Regions from separate parts of the Mus musculus genome. Here region 2 is linked to region 1. The links are chromatin contacts, found by POLR2A ChIA-PET in ENCODE. All regions are on one chromosome and are shown on one strand. The core of a region is the stretch at or near the end of the contact, and the rest is flanking DNA. Distances in the headings are between cores, read along the strand shown.

Region 1 (6,661 bases), core at 1,146-3,645:
GCCCCCACTTCCTCTATTTGGGATGATCTGTTGGTTTGCACCTGGTATGATCTGTATTTGACCAGAACCATCCTGCTGCACTTGGGCCCCAGTGGCAGCAAACTGCAGCTGCTGCCCATCAACAGTCTGGAACTGTGGGATTACTTGATACTGAATATTAGGCATTACTCCAGGGAGACCTGTCAGAACTTGCTGGTTCTGTAAGTTGGGGGTAGCAGCCACAACATACTGCCCACCAGAGACTGTGCGGTTCTTGGAAGACTCGCTGCCATTGGTACTGTTGCCACTCTGTTCCTTTGAGGTAGGGGTAGCCCCAGAGGAGGAAGAGATGATCTGCCAGCCATTGGCACCCTGTGAAAGTTGTGCGGCTGTGAGGTCAAGTTCACCTGTGCCCCCTGACTGACTCGGACCCTGGGAGTTGTTGCTGTTCTCATTGGGTGACTCAATTCTGCTGCAGGTTGCTGCCAGCAGAGCCAAAGGAGATGGCTGGGATTCCTGGCCAGAAGAGAGGAAAGGAGTTAGTGGCACCCAATAGCTGGCCTAGGGGGCAGTATTCAACAGACAAAACAGCAACAATGCAGGAATATAGAGCAAAAACCAGAAACAAAATGCTCACTTTCTGTATACTGTTCCAACTTTCGTATCTGGGGACCCTCTAGATCACCTATCTTTCTGAGTGTACTTCCCTACTGTATTTTTCTTCCCAGAATTTTTGGTTAAGGAAGTTTCTAAGAATATTTATACCCTTTCAACACATTCCCCATCCTTGATCACTCACCTGCCCTCCTCCGCCACCACTGCTGCTGCTACTGCCTGTGCTGCTGCTTCGAGTCTGAGAAAAGGCGGCACCGCCACCATTGCCGCTACCCCCATTATTGCCACCAACATCTTTTTCAATCTTCACCACAGCTGTCACTTCATCCATGGAGTGATCTTGGTCTAAAAATAATTACAAAAGAAATAAATTAAGTGTATGTGTGTGTGTAGGGGGGGGTGTGTTAAAAACAACATAAGATTTAAAATTAAGGATTTGACCGTCAGCAATGACTGACAGAACAGTTTTTAAAAAGATCTTAGCCAGATAGGTCTAAATATGGTGGTAAGCCTAAAATCCCAGAATTTGGAAGTGGAGGCAAAAGTTCAAAGAAATCCTCAGCTACATAGTAAATTGGGATGCCAAAGCCATAGACACATAGCTTAATGGTGCCCAAGACAGGCCACTATTTTCCTATGCACAAATTAACCCCAGAAATGACTCAAAAATTGCTTTGGAAGCTAGGCATGGTGACTCACACCTATAATCCCAAGACTTGGAAGGATGAGCCAGGTGGTTCACCAGTTCTAGGTCTTCCAGGCCTACAGAGTAAGAACTGATCCCAATACAAATAGCCCTTTTGAGAAAGGGAATTTGGAATTTCAGTGTCTCAGAAATAAAGAGTTGCTCCTTAGGGTTGATAGCACTCTTAATCCCAGCACTCAAGAGGAAGAGGCACCTAGACAGCTAAAAGTCTGAGGGCTGCAATAGTAACTTCGAGTTACTACGAATACCACATAGAACCTATCTCAAAAAAGAAAAAAAAAAAAAATGCATCCTGGAAGGAAAAGGAGACCCAACATGTGGGTGGATGGAAAGTGTGCTAAAATTAGGACTATAAGAGATGAAGAAAGATCTAGTGTAAACAATAACAGGAAGGGACTGAGAAAGAGTAAATCCTAAGAGAAGGTGAGGAAACATCTGAGAGGACAGGTAAGGGTCTAGGGATTAGAACCCAGGTTTGGGGCTGAGGAGGCGGTCCAAAGAAGGAAGGGGCGGTTTCGGGGATAGAGGCGTGGCAAGGGCGGGTCGGATGGGGGAAGGGAAATTTACGGGGGTGCGGGGGAGGGCCCGGGGCAGGCTGCGACCGGAGGGCGGGCGGACCGGGGAGGCGGTTGGCCCAGGCGGGGCCTGCACTGGTCGGGCCGCCCCCGCGGCGCCAGCCCCCGACGGGAGGAGCCTCAGGCGGCCGGCCGGGTAGTGGGGGGTAAGGCCCGTCCCTCGTGGCCGGGGCGGGCAGGGGGCGGGCGAGGCCACGCTGCCCCCTCCCCCGGGGCGGGTAGCCCATCCCCCTCCTCCTCCGAGGCCCCGCCACTGCCCCTTCTCCCTCCCTTCCCTCCGCCCCGGGCGGGACCAAGGCCGCCGCCGCCGCCTCCCGCCCGCCCCCCCTCACAGCGGGGACCGCCCGGTCGGTCCTCGCGCGCGCCCCCTCACTCCCCTCCCACCCCTAGGCTCGGAGTGGACTCATCCTTACCGCTCATGGTGGCAGCTGAGGGGCGAGCTCAAGGGGGTCCTGTACGGGGGGGTTGGGGGGGGCCGGGAAAAACGCGGACGCTGACGAGGCAAGCGAACCCGGACCGGACAGGGAGGGGGGGGTAAGGAGGAGGGAGCAGCGCACCACAAGCCCGGCCTAATCCCCGCCCCTTATCTACTGCCCCGCCCAATGAGGGAGGGTGAAAGGAGGGCCTTGCAGAGGAAAGGCGGGCTGCCTACCCAATGGTAGGACTCGCTCTCTCGCTGAGGCGTGTAAGAGCAAGTTGCGTACTTGGTTTCCGCCCAGAAAGGCCGCCCTCTCAGTTTTAGCAACCAATTAGAAACTCAGGAAGTGGTGGTGGGCGGGATGAGATGACGATGGACTTGCAGAGAAACCAGTCAACCTCCAGGCGGGCTCCGTGAGCGGTAGGGATAGGAAGAGCTTAAGTAAGAAAGACAGGACAACGACCAACCAGAATCCTGGGCATGCCTGGGCAAAGTCCGTGTAGGGGGAAGAGTAAGAAATAGGCCGGAATGGGATAGGAGCAAGCTTCCTAAACCAATCAGAATTCAGGCGGGCAGTTAAGAAAGTTCTGATTGGACGATAACTGAAAAGAGCCGGAACAGGACGCGTATTGACGTGAACGAACAGCCAATTACGCGCCGAGGAGAAGGTGGAGGCTGGAACTTGGAATGGGGAGAGGAGAACAGGCTTCCTCCTCCGATACTCAAGCCAATGAGGCAGCGAAGGCAGCATGGCACCGCCTCTAGCTTTGGCCAATGGTCGTTACAGGGCCGCCCATCCTGAGGAGGGAACCGGGCTGTGCCAAAAGGAGTTGGTCGCCATGTTGGCCCTCCTCGGGAGGCTTCCTTCCCTCGTTAGGGTGTGCGCTTGAGTGGAGCCCTCCACAAGTGTCAGAGTCGAGACGCGTGAGGGCGAGAGTGTCGCGTCGCCCGAGACTGTTCGGGTTGTCCCTTCCCCGCTCCTACACAGCACCCCTCGAATGTCACCCCTGCCGGGATGGGCGGGCGGCTCCCCCTGGCCGTGGGTGGAAGCCCTGCGGCGGCGGGCGGGACGACAGCTTGGTGACGGCACGCGAAAACCCAAGTCGACTGAGCTGACCAATATGGAAGTCTTTCGGGAAGATGTAGCAAGCGCCATTTTCTTAAGCTGCCCCAGACCTGCTAAACCAACTCAGCTTTCAGAGTAACGCACGCTGGGGAACTTCGTGAAGCCAAGCTCTCATAAACTACTTCCATTTTCCCTCTTAGTAGAAAGCACGCTAACCTAGTTACTTCCTTTTGCAATCACAAAGGTTAAAGATTTTGCCTTAGGCACCTCAATCTCTGGCCTCCATTTCGCCTTCTTTCTCCTCATTTAAACTTTGTCACTGACTGGTGTCACCACGTTTAGTACTTGGAACTAATACAGTTAATCACTTAATGTGTCCTACTTTACGGGCTGGATGCTCCTGTAAAAAAAGGGAAACACTTTAAAGATAGGAACCGAGGCTCTCTGCTCCTTTGGAGATGGCCTTGGAAATGTGAAGTGACAGCTGAGATACCTGGTTGTCCCAGTTAAATAGGCATTTAGCACTGATTATGACAAACTCAATGTAAGGCATGGTAGTACACACTTTTAGGACCCAACTCTGGAGGCAGAGGCAGGAGGATCTCTTCTAAGTTTGATGCCAACCTGATCTACATACTGAGTTTCAGGACAGCTAGGGCTGTGCAGACCAACAATGTTTCAAAACAACAACGAAAATTAAGACGTTAAGAAAAATATTCACCCGGGCAATGGAAAGCAGAGGCAGGCAGATTGGATTTCTGAGTTCGAGGCCAGCCTGGTCTACAAAGTGAGCGCCAGGACAGCCAGGGCTACACAGAGAAACCCTGTCTCGAAAAACCAAAAAAAAAAAAAAAGAAAGAAAGAAAGAAAGAAAGATATTCAGCATCAGAAATATTAAGTGGAGAAAAATTAATTTGAGAAGTAACATGCCCAAGATTACAAAGCTAATAAATAATAAGTTTTGTCCTAAAAAGTCCTATATAGCCTCATATGGTGACAATTCCTGTAATTCTGTACTTGGGAGGCTGAAGCAATCAGGTTTCGGAAACATGGAGGAAAACCTGAACTACCAAAATAAAGTCCTCTATGAAATCTTTTTTTTTTTTTCTTTCCCTTTTTCTTTTTTTTTGGGGGGGGGTGAGGGGGGGTGAGGGTGTGGCCAGGGTAAACAGTATTTCTCTGTGTAGCCCTGGCTATCTAGAAATCACTCTGTAGACCAAGCTGGCCTCAAATTCACAGAGATCTACTTGCTTCTGCCTCCTGAGTACTGGCTGAGATTAAAGGCATGGGCTATCACCATCTTTTTTTTTTTTTTTAACCTGGTCTTTCAAGAACAGGAAACAGGATCTTATTATGTAGCCCAGGCTAGCCTGGAACCAACAATCTCCCTGACTCCCTTCCAGCTTGGGGATTCCAAGTGTCCCCACGCCTCAGTAGGGAGGGGCTTTCTTTATTAGTATGGAATGGGATTGTGGAGTAGGCTTTCTTTTTTGCTCCAGTTGTTCAGCAGAAAGCACCTTTATGCATTCAGGGATTTGTGGCCTCTAAGTGTTTTATTTTTAAAGGTACCAGTGTTTTAAAAACACACTGCAACACCAACATCGTACTGGGTAGTGGCTGAAATTAGGACTTAATTGAAATCAAATTCAAAAGTACCCTGGACTACAAAGACTTTGAGTCCAAGTATACACATATGTGAATTAATATTTTTTTTGTTTTTTTGAGACAGGGTTTTTCTGTGTAGCACTGACTGTCCTGGAACTTACTCTGTAGATGAGGCTGGCCTTAAACTCACAGAAATCTGCTGGTGTCTGCCTCCTGTATGTTCTTTGGGTTTTTTTGTTTTATTTTGTTTTGCTTTGTTTCTAGACAGGGTTTCTCTGCGTAGCCCTGGCTGTCATAATAGGAACCCACTCTGTAGACCAGGCTGGCCTCGAACTCAGAAATCTGCCTGCCTCTGCCTCCCAAGTGCTGGGATTAAAGACATGAGCCACCACTGCCCCACTGCCTCCTGAACTTTTAGATTGAAAGGCACACACTTAAAATAATTCAAACAGGGAGGGTATGGGGGACTTTTGGGATAGCATTGGAAATGTAATTGAGGAAAATACGTAATAAATAAAAATAATAATAATAATTAAAACAAGTAACAAAGGCTCTTAGCAACTGAGAGATCTCTAAGATCTGCCCTGCCCAGGACAGCAAACAGCCAGGACTTTTACAATTTTCCCCCAAGCCTCTGAATAAAGTATTTCAATAACAACAACAAAAACAAATAACAAATAAAATCTGGACAGCAGAGATGGTTTTCAGGATAAATCTTGCCAGACAAACCTGAATACAAGAGCTCAGTCTCAGGGTCCACTCAATAAGAGAACTCGCAACTCTCAAAGTCTGCCCTCTCACCTACACACATACACACACACACAAGCTCACACACGCACACTGCCCTGTATCCTCCACAAATTAAATGTACATTCCAAAAGCTCCTCTCTGACCTACATACATACATACACCGTGGCTTGTGTTCTTCCCAAAATAAATAAATGTAATTTAAAGTAATTAAGAAAATAAGGGAAGGGGCTGGTGAGATGGCTCAGTGGGTAAGAGCACCCAACTGCTCTTCCGAAGGTCTGGAGTTCAAATCCCAGCAACCACATGGTGGCTCACAACCATCTGTAACAAGATCTGACACCCTCTTCTGGAGTGTCTGAAGACAGCTACAGTGGACTTACATATAATAAATAAATAAATAAATCTTAAAAAAAAAAAAAGGCAACAGCGATTTGGCTGGACATGAATTTAAAAAAGAAAAAGAAAGAAAAAGAAAAGAAGGGAAGAGACTGGAGAGAAGAAAGCTTCAGGACTGGGAAGAACTTCCTGGAAGGAAAAGACTACATTACTCATCCCTGTAAGGCAAGCTCTGATGATTCTGACAGCTGCCTAGGATAGTCAGCACCAGACCACACCTAACTCACTCACTTAAGGGGTGGAGAGAAACAAATGGTGATCCTTATTCTAACTTGTTTTCTTTCCTTTGAGACAAAGGTCTTACTCTATAGCCCAGGCTTTGCCAGAATGTGTGCCCACCTGCTTCTAACTCTGTAATGTTAGAATATATGATCTCACTAGCGCACGCATTGGTGCGTACACCCATGGTTTAAAGAGCTTTGGCAGTCAGGTAATGATGGATCCTTGTAATGGTAGCTTTTATGAGTCAGAGACAGAAAAAATAAGTAGTGGGTTACAAGTTCAAGGCTAGCCTGACCTACATTGCTGACTCTAGGCCATCAAACCTTCAC
Region 2 (6,508 bases), core at 3,082-5,581, 56 kb after region 1:
CTTAGCAGACACATACCCGAGGATGACGAGGGGTGGGGAGCTTCATCCGATGCAGGCAGGAATGATGTCTTGGAGTTAGGGATGGACGGTGATCGAGATTCAAATAAAAACCAGCTTCAACACTTTCCTGTCATCTGGCTGGCTATTTCTTTTCTTCAAGCCTGCCCGATCCTCTTTTTCTCAAAGACCTTTCCTAGTCTGCCAGTTGTTCTCAGATAATAGAGAATTTATCAAGTCAGCCTGGCTAATAAGAAAAGGTTAGCTCTTGGTTAAACTTAAAACAAGATGCACGCTTGTAATCCTACCATATTGGCCTGGGCTACATATTAAAATTTTTTTTTCAGAGACTGAACAAAGTTATTATCTCTGATGATTCTCTGGAACTATAATTTTGAGAACCTAGAATCTGCTTTTATTTTTTATTTTTATTTTTAAATTCAAGCGACGGAGAGATAGTGCACTGGTTAAGAGTTCTTACAACTGGTGCAGAGGACTCAGTTTCCATTCCTGGAACCCATGAGAAGGCTAACCATAACTCTAGTTTCAGGGGATCCTAAACCATTTCTGCATAAAAGCAAATTCATACACATAAAAGAAAAAATAATAAGGGGCTGGGGAGATGGCTCAGTGGTTAAAGGTTAAGAGCACTTGACTGCTCTTCCAAAGGTCTTGAGTTCAATTCCTAGCAACCACATGGTGGCTCACAACCATCTGTAATGGGATCTGATGCCCTCTTCTGGTGTGTCTGAAGACAGCTACAGTGTACTCACATACATAAAATAAATAACTCTTTAAAAATAAAATAAATGCTTTCTTTTTTTTGGGGGGGGGGGAGACATGATCTCTCTATGCAGCCATGACTTATCCTGAAACTGGATATGTACATGAAGCTGACCCCTAGTGGTAAAAAAATCCCCCTGCCTCTGCCTCTTGAGTATTAGGATAAAGGGCGTGTGCTACCATGCCTGAAAAAGTCTTTAAAAGATTCATTTCCTTTTATTTTATGTGATGAATACTCTGAAAGTTGCCTGATGTAAATCCTGGGAACAAAACTAGGGCCCCCTGGAAGAGCATCAACTGCTCTGAACTGCTGAGCCGCCTCTTTAGCTTCACCAGCAAATTTATGAAAAATTTTAAAAAGAGAGAGAGAAAAATCTCAGGTGACTCGGGCATTCCTTAACATTCGAGGGATAAGAGATTACAGGCAAGTCCAGCGTGGAGGGTTTGCTTCCAGCACGCAGGACACAGAGAACAACCACAGCAAGCTCCAGGGCAGCACAGGGAGACCCAGCTCAGCGAAACAGAGCAAAGGGAAATTGAGGCCAACCTCACCTCAGATGAAGAGAACCTGCAGGCTTCGTCCGGATGTCTCTGTCTTCTGACCTGGGAGCTTCTCTGTAAGGTCCTTCTAGATAGAAAGGAGAGGCAGACACAGAAGTTCAGGGCACAAGAAACTATTTCTGCCATTGCCCTTACATTCTTCAGTGAGGCCGGGCATGGTGGCACACACCTTTAATCCCAGCACTTGGGAGGCAGAGGCAGGAGGATTTCTGAGTTCGAGGCCAGCCTGGTCTACAAAGTGAGTTCCAGGACAGCCAGGGCTACACAGAGAAACCCTGTCTCGAAAAAACCAAAAAAAAAAAAAAAAAAAAACCCACCAAAAAAACCCACATTCTTCAGTGAGACTGGGGGTGTGGGGCCTGAGCCTACATACAGCTTTGAGTTCTTCCTTCCTTCCTTCCTTCCTTCCTCCCTCCCTCCCTCCCTCCCTCCCTTCCTTCCTTTCTTCCTTCATTCCTTCCTTCCTCTCTCTCTCTCTCTCTCTCTCTCTCTCTCTCTCTCTCTCTTTCCCTTTCTTTTCTTTTTTCTTTTTTTCAGACAGGCCTAGTCTCTCAGGTTCGCTGTGTACCAGATGAATGACAATCGAGGTTAACTATTCACCACTGTTTGTAATTCTCAGCACTCAGGAGATGAGGCAGGAGGATTCCGGCAAATTAGAAGTCACCCTCAGCCTGTCTCAAAAATACAAAACTAAAATTAATCAAGTGCATAATTGCCACACCTCCCATTCTTTACGCTCCAGTTTTAGGTCCATCTTCCACATTTCTTTTTAAAGACAAGATCTTATGTAGCTGAGACATAGTGTGAACTATGCTTCAGAGGATGTCCCTGAATTTGTGTCTCTAGACATAGTGTGGTTTGTGCTTGTTTGTTTGTTTTTGAGACACCATCTCACTATATATCCCTGACTGGCCTGTAGCTTCCTATGTTAGACCAGGATAGCTCTGAATTCACAGTGATCCACCCATTTCGGCTTCCTGAGTGCTGGGACTAAAAGCATGTACCATTAGGCCAGGCTAATACGTTTAGTTTTTCTTTTTAAAGAGTTAATTTATTGGGAAATGAAAACCAAACTAAGAGCCAGGTGATGGTGGCAGTGGTGGCACCTTTAATCCCTGTACTTGGGAGGCAGAGGAAGATGGAACTCTGAGTTTTGAGGCCAGACTGGGGTACCTATGGAGTGAATTCTAGGACAGACAGGGCTACACAGAGAATCCTTCTATTGAAAAACAAAACAAAGCAAAAAGTTATTTGGGGGCCAGAGAGATGGCTCAGTGGCTAAGAGCAGTTACTGTTCTTGCAGAGGATCCTGGTTCTGTTCCCCAAATCTACATGATGATTCAGAACCATCTGTAACTCCTGTTCCAGGGGAGTCCAGCGCCCTTTACTGGCTGCTGTGGACACTGCATGCATGTGGTGCACATAGGTGCATACAGGCAAAACACAAATTAAAAAAATATTTTTAAAAGCCCCTTATACTCCCTGTATAGTACTACAGGTGTGCATGCACCACCATGCCCAGTGACAAAAGTGCTCTCGAGGAGGAGGGTCAGGCTCAGAGTCAGTTTCAATTAAAGGCTAGGTGAGTCCATTTCTTTGGGTGTCAGGTGAGGCAGAGCATCATAGATTCAGGAGCAGGTGGAAGAGTTTGCTTATTCATAATGGCCAGGAAGCAGAGAGATAGCAATAGCAGGGAAAGGCTAATACCGTTCCTGTGAGTCTCACCATCCCACACTTCCCTCCCATTTGTCTATTCAGATTTTGAGCTCACAATTGAATTAAGTTAGAATTAAACCATCTAAACATCTCTCTGTAGTTCTAGCCCCCCCCCCAACCCCTTCAGTTTCAGAAAAGGTCTCAGGAGAGCATGGTGGTAGATCTTTAATCTCAGCACTCTTGGGAGATAGAGGTATGAATCTCTATGAATTCAAGGTCAGTCATGTCTACATAGCAAGTTCCGTGCTAGCCAGAGCAACATAGCCATACCCTGCCTCAAAATAAAGCCTAGGGCTGGAGAGATGGCTCAGCAGTTAAGAGCACTGACTGCTCTTCTAGAAGTCCTGAGTTCAATTCCCAGCAACCACATGGTGGCTCACAACCATCTGTAATGGAATCAGATACCCTCTTCTGGTGTGTCTGAAAACCATGAGAGTGTACTCATATAAATAAAACAAATCTTAAAACAAACAAACAAACAAACAACAAAGCCTAAATAAGACAAAGTCAGGGTGGTATGTATCTCAAGTTGGAAGAGAACTATGGAGTGGACATTCAGTGATCCTCCTGCCTGTACCTCCCAATGCTGGGATTACAGATCGGAGTCAACGGTATTTGGAGGCAGGGGCTTGCTACGCAGTCTACACTAACCTTTTATTCTTGTCCACATCCTGTAGGCATTACAGCCTTGGGCCAATATGCCCCACCAATGTCTGGTTTGTGTGTATTTTGGTCCAATCTGTGTCATTTTGCTACTGGTAGTTCAACGGTGCACTTTTGGGGTTATTGTAAGGATTATAGAAGCGTTTGTTAGTGATATACTCGGGAAAAGTTACTGTCCTTCCAGTGTCCGTCTCTCTCTTTCAGGACGCCTTACCCTGTGAAGTCCGTTCTGACTGTCCTCTAAAGTCTTTTTTGTTTTTTTTTTGGAGGTGGGGGGGCGGGGAAAGCTCACTGGTAGGATGACATCGTCTGTATATTCCTCAAGGATATTTACGGGGGTTGGAGAGTTTAATTAGGTACTTTCCTAAACCTGGCTTATTTTGGGCTTTTTCCGTACTAAGTAAGTGAGTGGGAGACGCTGCTGGGGATTCAGAGTTGGAAAAAACAGTAGTCTTACAGGAAACAAACCAAAACCAAACCGCGGCGCTCCTTACGCCACAGGTCGGTCCTCGGACGTGTCAGCGTCGTGCCCGCTCCGTACGCAAGGGGGCGCGCCAGGAAGTCCCGGAAGTCCGTCCCGAAACCCGACTCGGAACTTTCTTCCTTGCACTTCCGTTCAGCTTCGCGCAGTCGTTTGTCCTGTACGGCTACCCGTCCTCACACGAATCTAGCCCGGGAACTAAGATTCCGGGGAGCGCAGTCGTCACCAGCCGGGAGCCTGTCGATTCCAGACGCTCTCCGGACTGGCAAGATGTGCTCCCTGGGGTTGTTCCCCCCGCCGCCGCCTAGAGGTCAAGTCACCCTGTATGAGCACAATAACGAGCTGGTGACCGGCAACAGCTATGAGAGCCCGCCTCCCGACTTTCGGGGCCAGGTGGTCCGGGTGGGAACGCTGCGGTGGGGATGCGGAAAGTGGGAATAGAGGCGACGCGGCGGGGCTCGCTCACAAGTGATTGGGAACGGCATGACTCCCACAGGAGACTGGAGAGAACGAAATATATTTTAGGGCCTGTGTTACCCAGTTAGGCATGCCAAGGCATGTGAGGAGGTTCTAGGAGGGGTAGAGAAGATGATGGATGCCGTCCATCAGGTCTTCTCTAGTGTCAACCCTGTGAAAAACGATTGTGGTTTGCAGATGAGGACTGAAAATTTTCTGTCCCACAAGTGTTACATTTGTGGGTATGGGAAATGGGGCCGTGGAATCTCTTATGCCATAGGTTGGAGATGGCAAGGAGTTCTGTTAAGATTTGGGGAAGAGACTGACTGCCTCCCTCTCTTCTGAGGTATAGTGGATCAATCTTCCTGTCCTACACCTGACCAAGGATCCCCTAAAAGCCCCAGGGAGGCTGGACCATGGTACAAGAACTGCCTTCATCCATCACCGTGAGCAAGTGTGGAAGAGATGCATCAATGTTTGGTGAGGCATAGCAAACAGTGGCTTAAATAGGCCATGGTCTACCGAGCCTGCTTTGGGCAGCTCTTGAATGGCTGCTTATTGCAGTCTGTGTCTTCATATTACCACAAATCATATTAGGTGATCCATTTTTATTGTAAAACTCAAGGGTGTACCAGAAACCTCATTTATCCCTAATAGCTTGGCTTGATTTTACAAACCTGCTCTCAGCACCGACCTCATTTGCTTTTATCTGAAGCTCAGGAAAGTTAGGAAAAGGTTGAATTGATTCGTTAATATGTAGGACATGTAAGAATTAAAGCTGTGCTATCTTTTTTTTTTTTAACTGTACGTTTGGAAAAGTTACATAATTACTCTGTCCTAAAGCCAAACCCCTTTAAACCATGGTGACTAAATAGATACAAAGCACATAGAAGCATTTCCTGGCACATTAATCCCTTGATGTGTTTGCCATCCCCATTATTATCATTGCCATTATCTGTAAAAAGAATCCCTGGTGCCGGGCGTGGTGGCTCACGCCTTTAATCCCAGCACTCCGGAGGCAGAGGCGGGCGGATTTCTGAGTTCGAGGCCAGCCTGGTCTACAGAGTGAGTTCCAGGACAGCCAGGGCTACACAGAGAAACCCTGTCTTGAAAAAACAAACAAACAAAAAAAAAACGAATCCCTGGCAATTATGTTCCTGGGTTCATGAGTTTGCTTGTTACTTTGTGAGTTGTTGTCAAATAGCCTTTTATCCAAATTTTACATACAGGACTTGGGGTATAGCTCAGTTGGCAGAGTGCTTGCCTGGCATGCAGGAAGCCCTAAGATCAGTAACTAGCACCATGTAAAACTAGGTATGATTGGTACATGTCTGTAATCTCACACTAGGCAGGAGGAGCAAAAGCACGTGGCTATTCTTGGCTACATTGCAAAATTGAGGCTAGCCTGGACTTCATGAGACTATCTCAAAACCAACCAACCAAACCAAAAGCAAACAAAACAGAAACTGGGCAGTGGTATTGTGGTGATGGTTAAATTGCCTATGGAAGCACCTAGCCCAGTGCCTGGTATGTTATAGATGTATTTGTTGATATAATTACTACTTGCTGTTTCTCAAAATATTACTCAGCCTTACTGATATCTTTTTTAAAAAAAAATTTATTTATTATTTATATTTAAGTACCCAGTAGCTGTCTTCAGACACAGTAGAGGGCTTCAGATGTCATTACAGATGGTTGTAAGCCACCATGTGGTTGCTGGGATTTGAACTCAGGACCTTTGGAAGAACAGTCAGTGCTCTTAACCGCTGAGCCATCTCTCCAGCCCACTGATATCTTAATTATTCCTCCATTCTATGTATTCTGCTCCCTAAGTTTCTCAAACTTCTCTCT

The links. ChIA-PET counts read pairs that join two places held with the same protein, here RNA polymerase II (POLR2A).
Region 2: POLR2A ChIA-PET joins it to region 1 with 19 read pairs in embryonic stem cell. The contact joins the promoter of Aaas here to the promoter of Sp1 in region 1. POLR2A ChIA-PET finds 5 or more read pairs at or near these places in 4 of 5 experiments (Patski and embryonic stem cell).

Annotation. Positions count from the first base shown.
Region 1 is chr15:102,402,050-102,408,710 of GRCm38, reverse strand. It overlaps Sp1 (trans-acting transcription factor 1), which reads right to left and starts at 2,395. Exons shown (of 6, transcript NM_013672.2): 1 at 2,289-2,395; 2 at 779-939; 3 at 1-495. The coding sequence starts at 2,295.
Region 2 is chr15:102,348,582-102,355,089 of GRCm38, reverse strand. Aaas (achalasia, adrenocortical insufficiency, alacrimia) reads left to right here and starts at 4,331. Exons shown (of 16, transcript NM_153416.2): 1 at 4,331-4,594; 2 at 5,010-5,137. The coding sequence starts at 4,472. Gm36246 (predicted gene, 36246) reads right to left here and starts at 4,263. Exons shown (of 3, transcript NR_155425.1): 1 at 4,178-4,263; 2 at 1,333-1,408; 3 at 1-240.